Linked DNA regions of Homo sapiens: all the other regions are linked to region 1. The links are chromatin loops, found by intact Hi-C in ENCODE. Cell type or tissue: dorsolateral prefrontal cortex. All regions are shown on one strand.

The links. Hi-C counts contacts between places; a loop is a spot of excess contacts. Peaks named below come from ENCODE experiments on the same cell type or tissue, not always from the same donor. Only the 100,000 strongest peaks of a DNase experiment are listed, where the experiment ranks them.
Region 2: it touches region 1 in a loop (3-fold over the local background); 16 of 110 quality-filtered maps call a loop at or near these places.
Region 3: a loop joins it to region 1, with 2.2 times the contacts of the local background. A loop is called at or near these places in 6 of 110 quality-filtered maps.

Annotation. Positions count from the first base shown.
Region 1 is chr4:112,759,931-112,764,930 of GRCh38, forward strand. It overlaps a transcript of ANK2 not described here. Among named protein-coding and RNA genes, the nearest start is that of MIR302CHG, 110 kb to the left of the region's middle. RefSeq lists enhancers at 1-484, 223-517. In dorsolateral prefrontal cortex, a CTCF peak has its summit at 2,988 (motif pointing left); no DNase peak of the experiment used is centred here; H3K4me3 peaks cover 716 bases.
Region 2 is chr4:113,103,349-113,108,348 of GRCh38, forward strand. The region is part of intron 1 of ANK2 (ankyrin 2); the gene reads left to right. MIR1243 (microRNA 1243) reads left to right here and starts at 3,515; the gene lies at 3,515-3,607. In dorsolateral prefrontal cortex, a CTCF peak has its summit at 2,920 (motif pointing right); no DNase peak of the experiment used is centred here; H3K27ac peaks cover 1,096 bases.
Region 3 is chr4:112,816,356-112,821,355 of GRCh38, forward strand. It overlaps a transcript of ANK2 not described here. Among named protein-coding and RNA genes, the nearest start is that of MIR302CHG, 170 kb to the left of the region's middle. RefSeq lists enhancers at 1,446-1,971, 1,592-1,641, 1,772-1,821, 1,972-2,495. In dorsolateral prefrontal cortex, a CTCF peak has its summit at 1,948; DNase peaks (open chromatin) are centred at 1,736 and 2,306; H3K4me3 peaks cover 3,606 bases; H3K27ac peaks cover 3,475 bases.

The DNA of each region.
Region 1 (5,000 bases):
CATAGTAGGGCTGGAAGGATCCTTAGAAACCACTTAATATGAGCTTCTCATTTTATAGATGTAGAAACTGAGATCTAATGTGGTTGAGTAACTTTGGCAAGATTATAGTTACCCCCTACCCCAGGCTCCTTGACTACTACTTTCAAGGCCATAAATCAATGGTTGACTGTTTGGTTTCACCCCCACCCACCTGCCCACCCCAGTTACGTTCCATTCTGTATAGAGTTGGGAGAAAAATATTTTTCAAATTCCATATTCTTTTTTTTTTTTTTTTGAGACGGAGTCTCGCTCTGTTGTCCGGGCTGGAGTTCAGTGGCGCGATATCGGCTCACTGCAAGCTCCGCCTCTCGGGTTCCCGCCATTTTCCTGCCTCAGCCTCCAGAGTAGCTGGGACTACAGGCGCCTGCTACCACGCCCGGCTAATTTTTTTGTATTTTTAGTAAAGACAGGGTTTCACCGTGTTAGCGAGGATGGTCTCGATCTCCTGACCTTGTGATCCGCCCGCCTTGGCCTCCCAAAGTGTTGGAATTACAGGCGTGAGCCCCCGTGCCCAGCCTCAAATTCCATATTCTTTTTTTTTTCTTCATTGTATTCTTTTTTTTTCTATTTTTTAATTTTATTATTATTATACTTTAAGTTTTAGGGTACATGTGCACAACGTGCAGGTTTGTTACATATGTATACATGTGCCATGTTGGTGTGCTGCACCCATTAACTCGTCATTTAGCATTAGGTATATCTCCTAATGCTATCCCTCGCCCCAAATTCCATATTCTTAAAGGTGGGCTCTTTCCTGGAGACTTAATGGGATTTCTTATTTTTCGATATATTAAATCAAAAGTCCGTTAAGTGGTTTTATTATGTATTTCTTCTTCTTCTTTTTTTTTTTTTTTTGAGATGGAGTCTTGCTCTGTCACCCAGGCTGGAGTCCAGTGGTGCGATCTCGGCTCACTGCAACCTCCACCTCCCAGGTTCAAGCAATTCTCCTGCTTCAGCCTCCCGAGTAGCTGGAATTACAGGTGTACGCCACCATGCCCAGCTAATTTTTGTATTTTATTAGTAGAGACAGGGTTTCACCATGTTGACCAGGCTGGTCTTGAACTCCTGCCCACATGATCCGCCCGCCTCGGCCTCCCAAAGTGCTGAGATTACAGGCATGAACCACCGCACCCGGCCATGCGTTCCTTCTTTATAAAGTAAACACGTGCATTTTTATAGTAAATGAATTACATTTGAATGTATGTTGTTTTTATAATGTCCTGAAATTTTGGGCATACATATTTTACTTACCCAGTATGCTTGAAATATCTTGAATTAGAAACTGTGCCATTTATTTCTTTTGTAAGCCTTTCTATGGTGTCTTAAACAGTGTTCTGAGTTGGTGCTCAATAAATAAAAATAAAGTTCTCGCCTGGCACCGTGGCTCATGCCTGTAATCCCAGCACTTTGGGAGGCCGAGGCGGGTGGATCACGAGGTTAGGAGATCGAGACCATCCTGGCTAACACGGTGAAACCCCGTCTCTACTAAAAATACAAAAAATTAGCTTGATGTGGTGGCACGCGCCTGCAGTCCCAGCTGTTCAGGAAGCTGAGGCAGGAGAGTCGCTTGAACCAGGGAGGCGGAGGTTGCAGTGAGCCCAGATCACGCCACTGCACTCCAGCCTGGGCAACACAGTGAGACTCCGTCTCAAAAATAAATAAATAAATAAAAATAAAATAAAAATAAAGTTCTCTTCGAAGTTAAGTGCAAAGACAGTGCTTGGAAATATTTCTTTCAATAATAAATGCCTACAAAATGCTTGTCATCTTCCTCTACTATACTTCTTCACTTACCATACTCATACTGTTGCATGAAAAATACCATATTTTTTCATGCAATTGCCTTTTTTCCTCATGTCACTCTATTCTCCTATAAACTCCTTGAAAGAAGGAACTGAGCCTCCGGTAGGTTCTGAATAACATAGTACGTTCTTAAGAAATATTGATTTCATCTAACTGCATTGGCTACACCAAGTGTTGTAGGAATACAGAGAAGCACAGAGGAAGGAATAATTAACTTTTCTGCAGGTGATGTCGTGCTAGAGAAAGCCATACCAACATCTGAGTTGAGTCTTGAATTTGCTGGGCATGGGGAACAGACATTTCAGGTAAATTACCAAGGTGCAGAGAGTTCCAACATTTTAGATGTGACTTTGTCTAAGATGCCCCAGTCAATCGGTGGTTTGCCATATTGAAAGCTCAGAACTCAAAGGGCTATTTATTTGAATTTCAATTGATTACTCAAGTTAAAACAAATGTTTTCTTAATATTGGATTAAATAAATCATTGGAACATAAATAAATTCAAGGAAACATGTTAGATAAAGGAAAAATTAGTAAGTTCAAATGTCTACTCTTAATAAAGCAAGGTAATTTGGTGAATCAGTAACCTCTATTTTAAAATTGCAACAAAGCTTTATAATATGATCCTATTGATTTTTTTACTTTTTCAAGAGTTTGAAACATTTAGTGACAATGTTTAAAAATCAGTTTAAAATATTAATCAAAAAAAGTAAAGGCATGTGAATGCTTTTCTAATTTTGTTGTTGTTGTTGTTATTTTAGACAGAGTCTCACTGTCACGTAGGCTGGAGTGCAGTGGTGCGATTTCGGCTCACTGCAACCTCTGCCTCCCGGGTTCAAGCGATTCTCGTGCTTCAGCTTCCAGAATAGCTGGGACTACAGGCCTGCGCCACCATGCCCGGCTAATTTTTGTATTTTTGGTAGAGAGTGGGTTTCACCACGTTGGCCAGGCTGGTCTGGAACTCCTGACCTCAGGTGATCCACCCGCCTTGGCCTCCCAAAGTGCTGGGATTATGGGCGTGAGCCACTGCGCCCGGCTTCGAAATATTTTTGACACTATAACTTGCACTGTATTTTGTTTTTAATACTTAAATGTGGTTCGTGAAAACTATTTTTATGTTTATGCTTCTGAGCTTCTGGTGCCCTCTAGTGGCAATAATTTACTGTTAAAACCTTACGTTTTGAAAATGATATAGTTTAATTCTAAATTCAACGTTTCACTGGGAGAAAATTAAATTGTAAATGATGGGAAGAAAGTGCTAATTTGGATCAGTGTAAAGTAATAACTCCTAGAAGCATTGTTGGAACATGTGATGAATAATCATTTAAGAAATAAGAGTGGGGGCTGGGCGCGGTGGGCTCACCACAGCCTTGACGCCCCCAGGCTCAGGTGATTCACTCACCCCAGCCTCCTGAGTAGCTGGGACTACAGGCATTAGCCACCACACCTGGCTAATTTTTTTTTTTTTTTGTATTTGAGACGGAGTCTCGCTCTGTCGCCCAGGCTGGAGTGCAGTGGGCGATCTCCGCTCACTGCAAGCTCCGTCTCCCGGGTTTACGCCATTCTCCTGCCTCAGCCTCCAGAGTAGCTGGGACTACAGGTGCCCGCCACCACGGCCGGATAATTTTTTTGTATTTCTTTTAGTAGATACGGGGTTTCACCGTGTTAGCCAGGATGGTCTCGATCTCCTGACCTCGTGATCTGCCTGCCTCGGCCTCCCAAAGTGCTGGGATTATAAGCGTGAGCCACAGCGCCTGGCCTTTTTTTTTTCTTTTCCCCTAGTCGGAGTCTCGCTCTGTTGCCCAGGCTGGAGTGCAGTGGGGCGATCTCGGCTCACTGCAAGCTCCACCTCCCGGGTTCAGCCATTCTCCTGCCTCAACCTCTGTAGTAGCTGGGACTACAGGCGCCCGCCACGGGGCCCGACTAATTTTTTTGTATTTTTAGTAGAGACGGGGTTTCACTGTGGTCTTGATCTCCTGACCTCGTGATCCGCCCGCCTCGGCCTCCCAAAGTGCTGGGATTACAGGCGTGAGCTACCGTGCCCGACCATATGTAGCATTTTCATTGGCTTATTTGGGGAATGGTACCTCCTGGTTGTCCTATATCTCTCCTTGGATCTCTCACTCACATCTCTCTCACACTTAAAGTTTAACATAATTCCCACATATGTTCTTTCTGGCTTTTTGTTTTGAGAGGGAGTCTGGCTCTGTCGTCCAGGCTGGAGTGCAGTGGTGCCATCTTGGCTCACTGCAACCTCCGCCTCCCTGGTTCAAGCAATTCTCTGCCTCAGCCTCCTTAGTAGCTGGGATTGCAGGGGCCCGCCACCATGCCAGGCTAATTTTTTTGTATTTTTAGTAGAGACGGGGTTTCACCATCTTGGCCAGGCTGGTCTTGAACTCCTGACCTTGTGATCCGCCTGCATCGGCCTCCTAAAGTGTTGAGATTATAGGCATGAGCCACTGCGCCCGGCCCCCTCTGGCTTTCATGATTATTTTTCCTTCCACCATTTTTTCGTCCCATTGATCTCTTTTCTATTCGCTAATCTATCTTTCTGTTCTGATGCTCTCTGTATTTTTTTTTTGAGAAGAAGTTTCGTTCTTGTTGTCCAGGCTGGAACGCAATGGCCCGATCTCGGCTCATTGCAACCTCTGCCTCCTGGGTTCAAATGATTCTCCTGCCTCAGCCTCCCAAGTAGCTGGGATTATAGGTGCCCGCCACCAAGCCTGGCTAATTTTTGTATATTTAGTAGAGATGGGGTTTCACCATGTTGACCAGGCTGGTCTTGAACTTCTGACCTCAGGTGATCTACCCACCTCGGCCTCGGCCTCCCAAAGTGCTGGGATTACAGGTGTGAGCCACCGTACCTGGTCCAATTTCTTTGTATTATTTATTGCCTTTCCTTTGTATTTTGTAACTGGTCTCCTTGAAAAGTTATCTTTTTTTTTTTTTTTTTGAGACGGAGTTTCATTCTTTTTGCCCAGGCTGGAGTGCAATGGTACGATCTCAGCTCACCACAACCTCCACCTCCGGGGTTCAAGCGATTCTCCTGCCTCAGCCTCCCGAGTAGCTGGGATTACAGGCATGTGCCACCACCCTGGCTAATTTTGTATTTTTAGTAGAGACGGAGTTTCTCCATGTTGGTCAGGCTGGTCTTGAACT
Region 2 (5,000 bases), 340 kb after region 1:
ATAGGTGCTTAGATGGCCAGAAATTGACTGGGTTTGATGGCCTTCATGATACAAAAACATCAACTGTTTTAAAAATAGTATTATCTAAGACTGAAGATTTCTTTTAAGTGAGAAATGTATTTTGAAATTAAGGAAAAGAATGTCAGTGATGTTTTAATGGCAATTTTTGAAAGTAGTCAAAAGACACTCCAGTATATATCGTCATGAATTTATGACTAATGACTAAAATAATTTAGAATTCTGCTTAGCACTAATCAAAATCCAGTTAAAAGACTGCTTTTGTACTTTTGAAGCACGTAAGATCTTTGGAAATGCATTACTGAATATTATTTGTGCTTTTAATGCTTCATCAACATTTAGGAGTACAAGCTTCCATTGTCAGTGTTTTAAAAGTCAGCTATGTAAAGCTGATAGAGTATACATATTAAATATATCCATTAGTCATTCTCAGGAAGTGGAATATGTACACACATCTGAATATTTGCTTAAATATAAAACAAGAGTAAGATGTTTAAGCTTCAATGTAGAATAAAATACTGATATTTGGGTTTTAGGTTAAAAAATATTAGTTGTGATTTTTGTCCCCCTTTTCCTCCATGCCTTTGATTCCTTCCCTCTGAAGACAGACAAAATCCTGACTTAGGCAGTATTTTTTAAAATACCAAGGGTCTCGGAAACCTAGGGTTTGATAAGTAAGAGGAACAGATCAAATTCTAAATCTCCTTTGTCCACATTGTCATTCTCCAGCTTGTTGTTCTTTTCAGTGGTGAGGTAAGAATATAACTCCTACTTAATGTTCCTGTTCCTTAGGTGAAACACTACCACCTTTTGTTCAAAAGTTAGATGCTGGGGTTGTTGCTGTTGTTGTTTTCTTCTTTTCTTCCTTTACTTTTTAGATTTTGATGGAGACGTGGTAGGAAGTCTGGGCTGGGAAATGAGGTGAAAAAGAAAAGCAATTAGTTTGTCTTTATACAAAATAAAACCTTCTAAAAAACCTTATTATCACAAAAAAGAGCTCTACAAATCTAGATAGTTGTTTTGAAGAAGAGAAGAGAATTGTGAAAAACATGTATAATTTGGGAGGGCTGGGCACAGTGGCTTATGCCTGTAATCCCAGCACTTTGGGATGCTGAGGCAGGCAGATCACCTGAGATCAGGAGTTTGAGACCAGCCTGGCCAACATAATGAAACCCTGTCTCTACTAAAAATACAAAACATTAGCTGGGTGTGGTAACACACGTCTGTGGTCTCAGCTACTTTGGAGGCTGAGGCACGAGAATCGCTTGAACCCAGGAGGCAGAGGTTGCAGTTAGCTGAGATTGTGCCACTGCACTCCAGCTTTGGTGATAGAACGAGATTCCATCTCAAAGCTAAACAACAACAACAACAACAATAACAACAACAAAAACATGTATAACTGGGAAAAAACTGAAAGAGAATGCAGGATCATAAAAATATAGCAAACAAAGTGAGTGGGATTTAAAATTAGTGGAATAAGAAATAATGGGTAACAATGAAGAACATAATTTAGGTAATAGTATAGTATCTTGGGAGCCCTCCTGGAAGTATCTAGTTATGGACAGTGAGCAGCAGAAACAGGATGTAACTCAATTCAGCATACTTGATGGTTGTGGTAACCCTAGAAAATGACTCCAGGAAATAGGTGAGAATCCAATCAGATTGAGAGGCTAATGTTCATGACAGGGGTGCCCTAGCAGACAGGCAAAGCTGAATAGAAATTCAGGAGGAGAGGAATTTTGGCTATTTAGTAAAATTATGAGCAGTTGGTCATAGGCAAATTTTATGAGTAGGTAGCCCTTCTGAAGTCTTAGGCATATAATTAACCTAGGTTGGAATTATAATTAGACATCAAAGTTTAAACTTTTTTATCTGAACCGAGATGCAAAAGTAAATTGGTTCTGTGTTCTGGAGAATTGTAAAAGAATTCCTTAATTCCTTAGCAAAATTTGGAAGTCAGTATCAAGTGGTGAGGATAGGAAAGTTGAAGAGACTGTGGACCAGGCAAGACCTTATCAGTTGATTTAGGAAGCAGCAGTGACAGAGGCCAGACAGGTAACAAGAGAAAAGAGAAGGTGGAAAGTAAGAGACAGTTTTAATTGCTACGATAGAAAGATGGGATTTTGAAAAGATTAGCTATATGGAATAAAATTAACCAAAAATTGATCCAAGATTATAAGAAACTATTTCAAGACTCATTAATTTTACTATTGCTGTCAAACACACATTAAATCATTTTCCACTTGGGTCAGCTATAGGCATGAAGGTTCATTTGTGAAACAATTTCTGTAGAGTATTATTCCATGATCTGACATGCTTCACAAACTGTGTTTGTACATCCAACTTAAAAGCTGAATAGTCTATGGTAATTCTGCCATCATGTTTGAAATTTTCTTACCTTAAACAAAAAACCTGATCATATTGTATTACTCAAATGTGTGTAAGACTAGATTTAACTTAATGTGTACTAGTGTACAGTGTGAGACTGCATAAACAAACTTTAAAGAAATTCGTTATACATATTTTGATTTAACCTACAATGAAGTTAAGAGAAATCCTTAACCCCATTAGAGATTTGGGAGAGGGATGTGGCAACTGCTAACTTATAAATATTTTGCTAATGCTTAAATTTTACTAGCTTTCTGTCAATTCCTATTTTTACTCAAAAAATTATATAGTATTTAAATTTATAATTTGTATTCAGTTATTCTAGCTTACTATTATATGGTATGGCTTGACGGAAAGGACATTGTCTTCTTCTCTTCTGCAAAGCAGAAAAATATCCACTAAACACAAAAATATACACAGCAAATGTTAAAGTAGCCCTCTAAACCTTATGAAGACTTTTAAATCCTCAAATAGTACTTCAGAGCAACTGGATTTAATATCTTTCATCCAGCAGAGGGCTACCAAACTCCATTAGTTTCTGTGAACACACATGACAAAAAAATTCAGATGGGTTATTTCAGTGGTTTTCAGATTGTTTTAAGCAGCAGATCCTTTTCTTAAGATAGAGTTTTACAGTGTGGAAGTGAGATACACTCTCTGCTTTAATTGGAGAAGGGCCTCCAAGCTGCCTCTCCAGAAGGCCCAGAGAGGTGTGGAGGATAATTGAAACCCTCCACTCTGATTTATCCAAAAATACACTCCCACATTTAAAGTCAGCTCTTTTTGGGATCAGTCGTAATCCTTAATGCTGACACCGCATGGAAAATATATAAGCAGAATGATGCCCAAGTTATAGAAGTTCCTCTTCCTGGATTTTGTCTTCAATTGTAACTGTAGTTCCTACCGTGTGGTTGTATGTGTTGTTAGTTTGTTTTTGTTTTGTTTTGTTTGGGAAAGGTGACATTTCATCTCCAATCTAATGAGTGAGAAAGATGCTTATTCTGACAAATTTTCTTCACAATATTTCATAGGTGTGCCAAGCTGACAGATTGGTTGACTCTGTACTCTTTTATTTTATTCCTGTAACTGGGCCAGTTTCTGCCCTTAACTAAAACTGGATCAATTATAGGAGTGAAATAAAGGTCCATCTCCTGCCTATTTATTACTTTGCTTTGGTAATAAATCTATTTTTAAAAGAACCTATTACAGAGACTTCCATTTGGAATTATGCATACTTGGTGTCAAATGGTGATTGTTCTTTGTTGTGTTTTTCCATTCGAAACAAAGCTTTTGTGAGGCGTCCCTTTATTCTGATTAAGGCCTGGTGTAAATCTTTGATAATGAAGCCCATTAACAAAAATGACTATAAATAGCTCTACTTCTATCAGGGATATTAAATACTTTCTCAAGCACACATGCTCACTGATTTTAAGACTCATTCCACAGTGTTCCAAGTTGCGTGTTAGATTTTTTTTTTCTTGAGACGAAGTTTTGCTCTGTTGCCCAGGTTGGAGTGCAGTAGCGTGATAACGGCTCACTGCAACCTCAGTCTCCCAGGTTTAAACGATTCTCCTGCCTCAGCCTCCCAAATAGCTGGGATTACAGGCACATGCCACCATGCCTGGCTAATTTTTGTATTTTTAGTAGAGATGGGGTTTTGCCATGTTGGCCATGCAGGTCTTGAACTCCTGACCTCAGGTGATCTACCCACTTTGGCCTCCCAAAGTGCTGGGATTATAGGCATGAGCCACCGCGCCCAGCCAGTGTTGGATTTTATCATTACCAAATAGTCATAAAGAGTGTGAGCTTATTAATGATGCTGACCATTCAAAGTGATCAGCAATCTCTTTGCACACACACTATCTCTGGGGATGAGTCTATCTATTTCCAGTCCATCCATCTTGTTTTGGTCTTGTAAATCTACTTTATTATCTTATGCTTTTATATTCATGTTTTGTTTCAGAACAATAATCATAGTAGTATCATTTATTGATCTGTTACCAGTGTTTTACATGTGCTATTTCACTTGGTTCTGTTAGGTAGATATTGTCTTCATTCATGTGAAATGAGATTGAAGCCCATAAAGGTGAAGTAATGCACCCAACATAGAACCCAAATTAGGATTCAAAAACCCAAATTTGATGCCCTCTACCACATAAAGAAGCTTTATTTCATAGCAGTAGCAAAACCATTATTTGATCAGTTAATAAAAAAGATGGTTAAAGTGGAGAAAAAACTGATATATGCGTAGTTTAAACATTTTATTTCAACTTGAAACACGTAAGTTGGACATTCGTTTACCAATGATCTGATGTCCAGTCAAGACCTTTTATTTAAGTATATTTTATTTAAGAAGTTTCCAGAATTTGGGGTTTAGCTTTGTGTTTTTAAAAATAAACAATACCTATTTGTAGGCATTGTCTCACTGGTTTGTTATCTGTTAAAGGCAGTCAGTAATTAAAGACACTTGCAAAACAATCTGATTGTAGAACTTCTAAATATTTTCGAAGCTTCCTCCCCAATCTTTTTGATTTGTTTCAGACATACCCATAATTCAATAGCAATATTGTAGAAATTCCTTTTTATTAAGTTCT
Region 3 (5,000 bases), 56 kb after region 1:
TCCACAGTCACAAGCATCCTGGTCAACTCAGGGGAAAATATCACACACTTGGTACAAAGCAAATAGATGAGTTAAATATTATATATTAAATGACAAATTTATTATGATATTAGTAATTTATAATTATTAGATTGAATTATTTCCATAAAAATATGCAAATACTATTATATTGATTACAATATCAAATAATGATATTATAGCCTTAATTAACATATAAGAAAATGGCACAATTCACTTTAAATATAAGGGACAAAGACAAAATAATGAAAACCAAGGGTTTGCATATTTTGTGATTATTTTATAGGAAACAGCTAATTATTAAACTAAGGAAAACTAAAATTAAATATTTATTTTTCTACTTAAGAAGTGTCTTGGCCGGGCACAGTGGCTCACGCCTGTAATCCCAGCACTTTGGGAAGCCGAGGCAGGTGGATCACCTGAAGTCAGCAGTTCGAGACCAGCCTGGACAACATGGTGAAACCCTATCTGTACTAAAAATACAAAAATTGGCCAGGTGTGGTGGCACATGCCTGTAATCCCAGCTACTTGGGAGGCTGAGGCAGGAGAATCACTTGAACCCGGGAGGGGGAAGTTGCAGTGAGCCAAGATTGTGCCACTGCACTTCAGCCTGGGGGACAGAGCAAGACGGTGTCCAAAAAAAACAGTGAATTCTCCTCTCTGCTAGGGGAGCATTATATTTTTTGTAATTTTAGAATTACATCATTTCTGGTCACAGCTGTCTAAGCGGGCTATGATTTTGCTTCATAAAGTCTTATTGATTTTGATTATTCTTACCTTAAAGATTACATGTGTTACCATTTATCCTAATGAAATTAAGATAAAACCTGATTTTTTTTACCAGCCTTTAGATTCAGTATTAGACACAGAACATTTTATAAGGATCCTTGATAAGGCTCTTACTTCCTTGTCTTATCACAGAAGTAGAATTAGAAGCTCTGTAACAAATATCCAACCCCTCCACCATTTTGATAATCTGTTTTTGGACTGGGTATATAGTAGGTGATCAATAAATGATTATTGAATGAATGAATGTAAGCCTGAATGGATGGTTCTGACTTCCTGTCTGCTTATCTGCCTATCCGTCCAGGTCTGTACATCTATTTCTGTTGGACTATATGTGAATCCTCTCAAAATAGAATTATTGTGTATTGCACTGAGTCTCATGGTTACCTCACTGAGATTGCCCATGAACTAAACTCAGTGGTGACTAGCTTAAAACACACACACACACCACCTACCAATATTTTATGACTTAAACATATATATATGTATATATGTATATATAGATATATATAAACTCTTATATAAAAGATGATCTACTGAAAGGCGGTGGGGTATGGTGGTGGTAGTGATTTATAGATGAAATCACTCCCACGGCATTGGCATCTTGGCAGTAGCTTATTCCTCAGCTTCTCTGAACTAGGCGTGGAACTCCAGTTACTTCCCATATATCTGATACATTTAGGCTGCAACAAATTCAAGTGCTTTTCTTGCTTATTTTTCCCTTCTTTTAGAACAGAAGAAACCAGAAAAAAAATATTTTGTGAGAAAACAACAGTTCCTTACTCTGTACCACCTGCTTAAATGCAAACCAAAGGCACTCAAATGATGCAACCCAAGAGTGTGGAAGAGGCTGGCGGATGGGCTGTCACGTCTGGCTGATCTGATGTCAGAGCAGATCATGTGGTGCTCTGTGGGCAGCTGGGACTGGCCCGCCGAAAGCACATGGATTACAGTCTGAGGCTGTAATGGGAAAGTCGGTTCCTGGGCTGCTGTCTCATAGACATCAGCTTGCAGGGAAGCTGGGGGCTCTCCGAATTGCCCTGCTCCGGGGCCCCTCCTGCTGCGTGACTCACAGGCACATTGCAGAGAGAAGCTGCCGCTCCCAGTAAGTGCTTAAAGAAGGTCTTTATTCAGAGCATTTTGGAAGCGGGGAGGAAGTGTTTGTGTTGATAGGGGGTGCTGGAAGCCTTTGTAAAACCCCCTCCTTGGGTCTGGGCTGGGCAGCGGCGCTTTCCATGCCATTCTGGAGTTCAAAGGCAGCGCTGATGTGCAAATGTTCCCCAGCCCTGGTTTTGGTTTGTTCTCCATGTGATGTGTTTTTCTGATTTGCATTTTCTCTTTCTGTAATCGTAGGGCAGATTTTTAAGATCTGGTTAAAGTGAATTGATTTATTTGAGATTCCCAGCCCCAGAGTGGACTTGGTGTTCCCTGTATGATAAGCAGGGAGAGGGGCAAGAGGGTGGTGGCTCTTTTGGTCAGAATACTGCTTGTGTTAAGACACTGGCTGTGTCTGTGCCGGAGAAAGTGGTTGCCACCCCTTCTCTGCATTGGGTGAGTAGGTGGTGTGAGAGAAAGCGGGGGTGAACCAGCAGTAAAGAGATTTAATTAGTTTTTGGTAAACAGCAGTGCTATTAGTATGTTGCCTTTTTTTATGGTCAAAATTTATATTAAATAGTGTCAGCTGGCAGAACAGGTGCTGGCAGTAGAAGAATGATGGAGTTCTTTCTCCCTTTCCCAGCTAGTGAATTGTCTTTCCTGCATCGAAAGCCCAATTAAGGAGTAGAGAGAAATGTAACAGATACAGATTTCTGAGCAGTGTTTTTTTGTTTGTTTGTTTGTTCTTTGGCTTGGTTTTTATTTTTTATTCCTAAAAAGCACCACATTCCCACACTCATGCATCAGGAATGATTCTCACCTCGACGATGTCTTAGGTGTGGCCTTTTTGGAGAGCAAAGGAATAAATTCAATAACATCTTTCTCTTCCTCCTGAGCATATAACATTAAGTTTGCTTTAGAGACTGAAAATAAATGTGTGTGGTTGGAAGGAGATATAAAGGGGAATTTAGAAGAACAGATTGTTTATTTGCCCTGGCACTTTTCTGTGAACACTTGATAGAGTTCTAGGTCAAGGTGTATGGTGTCCCCTTGAGGGATAATAGGCAAATAATTAGGCTATGTCTTTAAGCATTGGAAAATCTTTATTTTTTAAAGGAAGAGAACCTAGTCTTTTCTATGAATCTCTGCACAAACCAGAGACTTTGGGGCCAAACACTGATTCCAGAAACACTTAGGCATTGAAGAAACTTTTGGGTGAGAAAGATGATGGTATGAATGCAAAGAAAATATGCTTAGATGAGTTTTGTCCTTTTTTTTTAGCCTTTTGCAGTATATGGTTTAAGTCACAGAACAACAAACAACAGAAGAGAGCATGCCCCACCCAGTGTTGTGAACATGGATGATTCCCCTCCCATTCTATTCCACTGAACTGCATAAACACTAGCACAGAGACAGTTCTAATTCATCTTTTGAACCCTGTATGTTACAGGTACAAGCCATATAAAATGAAGACATAGAGAAATGGAAGATCCTCCCACCCCACCCTACTTTCTCCTCCTTCCATATTGTTGAGTGAAGCTATATTCATCTTGGAAAGGGTCTGCATCACTGCTTGTAATTTTGTTAGCCATTTCTTGTAGACGAGCACGGTGTGAGGAATTCAGAGGTAGTCTTCCTGATCTGGCCCTCCGTCTCTGCCTAGACCACACCCCCTTTTTTGGCCACATGCCTAAAACTCTCTGAAGGGGAGTGTGATAAAACGATGCTCATCCTTGGGCACATGGATTCCTCGGTCACAAAACTGAAGAGGCCTGATTTCTCTGCAGACACACATTTCCTGCTTCTCAGGGTGAAGATACCCATTTATGGGGGTTTTAGAATTCCTTTTCTTTAACACAGTAATGTGAAAAGAAATGGAAGAAAATTATCCATTTTTCCATCTCACTCACACAACTATGTTTAATGTCCTGTATCCTCTTCCTGTCTTTATCATCACATTAGGCTAGCTATGTTTAATGCAGAAGGGCTATCCACACTCCTTCAGATTTCTGCTTTTCAGGGAAGGCACCTGTAGTTACAGTCTTAGAACTGGACCAGACCCTATTAGGACTGATAGTTCAGCCATATTTCACAGAGGGTAAAGCTGGTCAGAGTTACACATCTGATGAGTGACAGAGTTGGGACTAGAACTCAGATTGCCTGACTGCCCAGTGCTCCTTCTGCAATCATGCAACCTAAGGAGAGAACATTTTCTTTAAAAATTAGGTGTTTTTTTCAATTTCTGGTTCTTTTTTATTTAAAATGCTGTGTAATTATTAGCATAGTAAAATGACTGTAATTTCACCGTCTTTCCCGAAGAATGTCTTGCAATAGATTGGAAAGTCAATTTTGTGTTTTTAAATTAGAGACAGGTTCTTGCTATGTTGTCCAAGCTGGACTCAATTCCTGGGCTCAAGTAATCCTCCTACCTTAGCCTCCCAAGTAGCTGGGATTACAGGCATGAGCCACTGTGCCTAGCTTTGCCTTTGTTTTTCTGTTTTTCGAGATAGGGTCTCTCTCTGTTGCCCAGGCTGGAGTGCAGGGGCATGATCATAGCTCATGTAACCTTAAACTCGGGTTCAAACAATCCTTCAGCCTTAGACTCCTGAGTGACTGGGACTACAGGTGCATGCTGCTATACCGGGATAATTTTTATTTATTTATTTATTTTTTTGAGACCGAGTTTCACTCTTGTTGCCCAGGCTGGAGTGCAATGGCGCGATCTTGGCTCACCGCAACCTCCGCTTCCCGGGTTCAAGCGATTCTCCTGCCTCAGCCTCCCGAGTAGCTGAGATTACAGGCATGCGCTACCATGCCTGGCTAATTTTTTTTGTATTTTTAGTAGAGACGGGGTTTCTCCATGTTGGTCAGGCTGGTCTTGAACTCCTGACCTCAGGTGATCCGCCCGCCTCGGTCTCCCAAAGTGCTGGGATTACAGGCATGAGCCACCCCGCCCGGCCCCTTAAATGTTTTTTGTAGAGATGGAGTCTTGCTGTGTTGTCAGGGCTGGTCTGGAACTCCTGGGCTCAAATGATCCTACTGTGTTAGCTTCCCTAGTAGCTGGGATTACAGGCATGCACCATCACACCTAGTTCAGATTG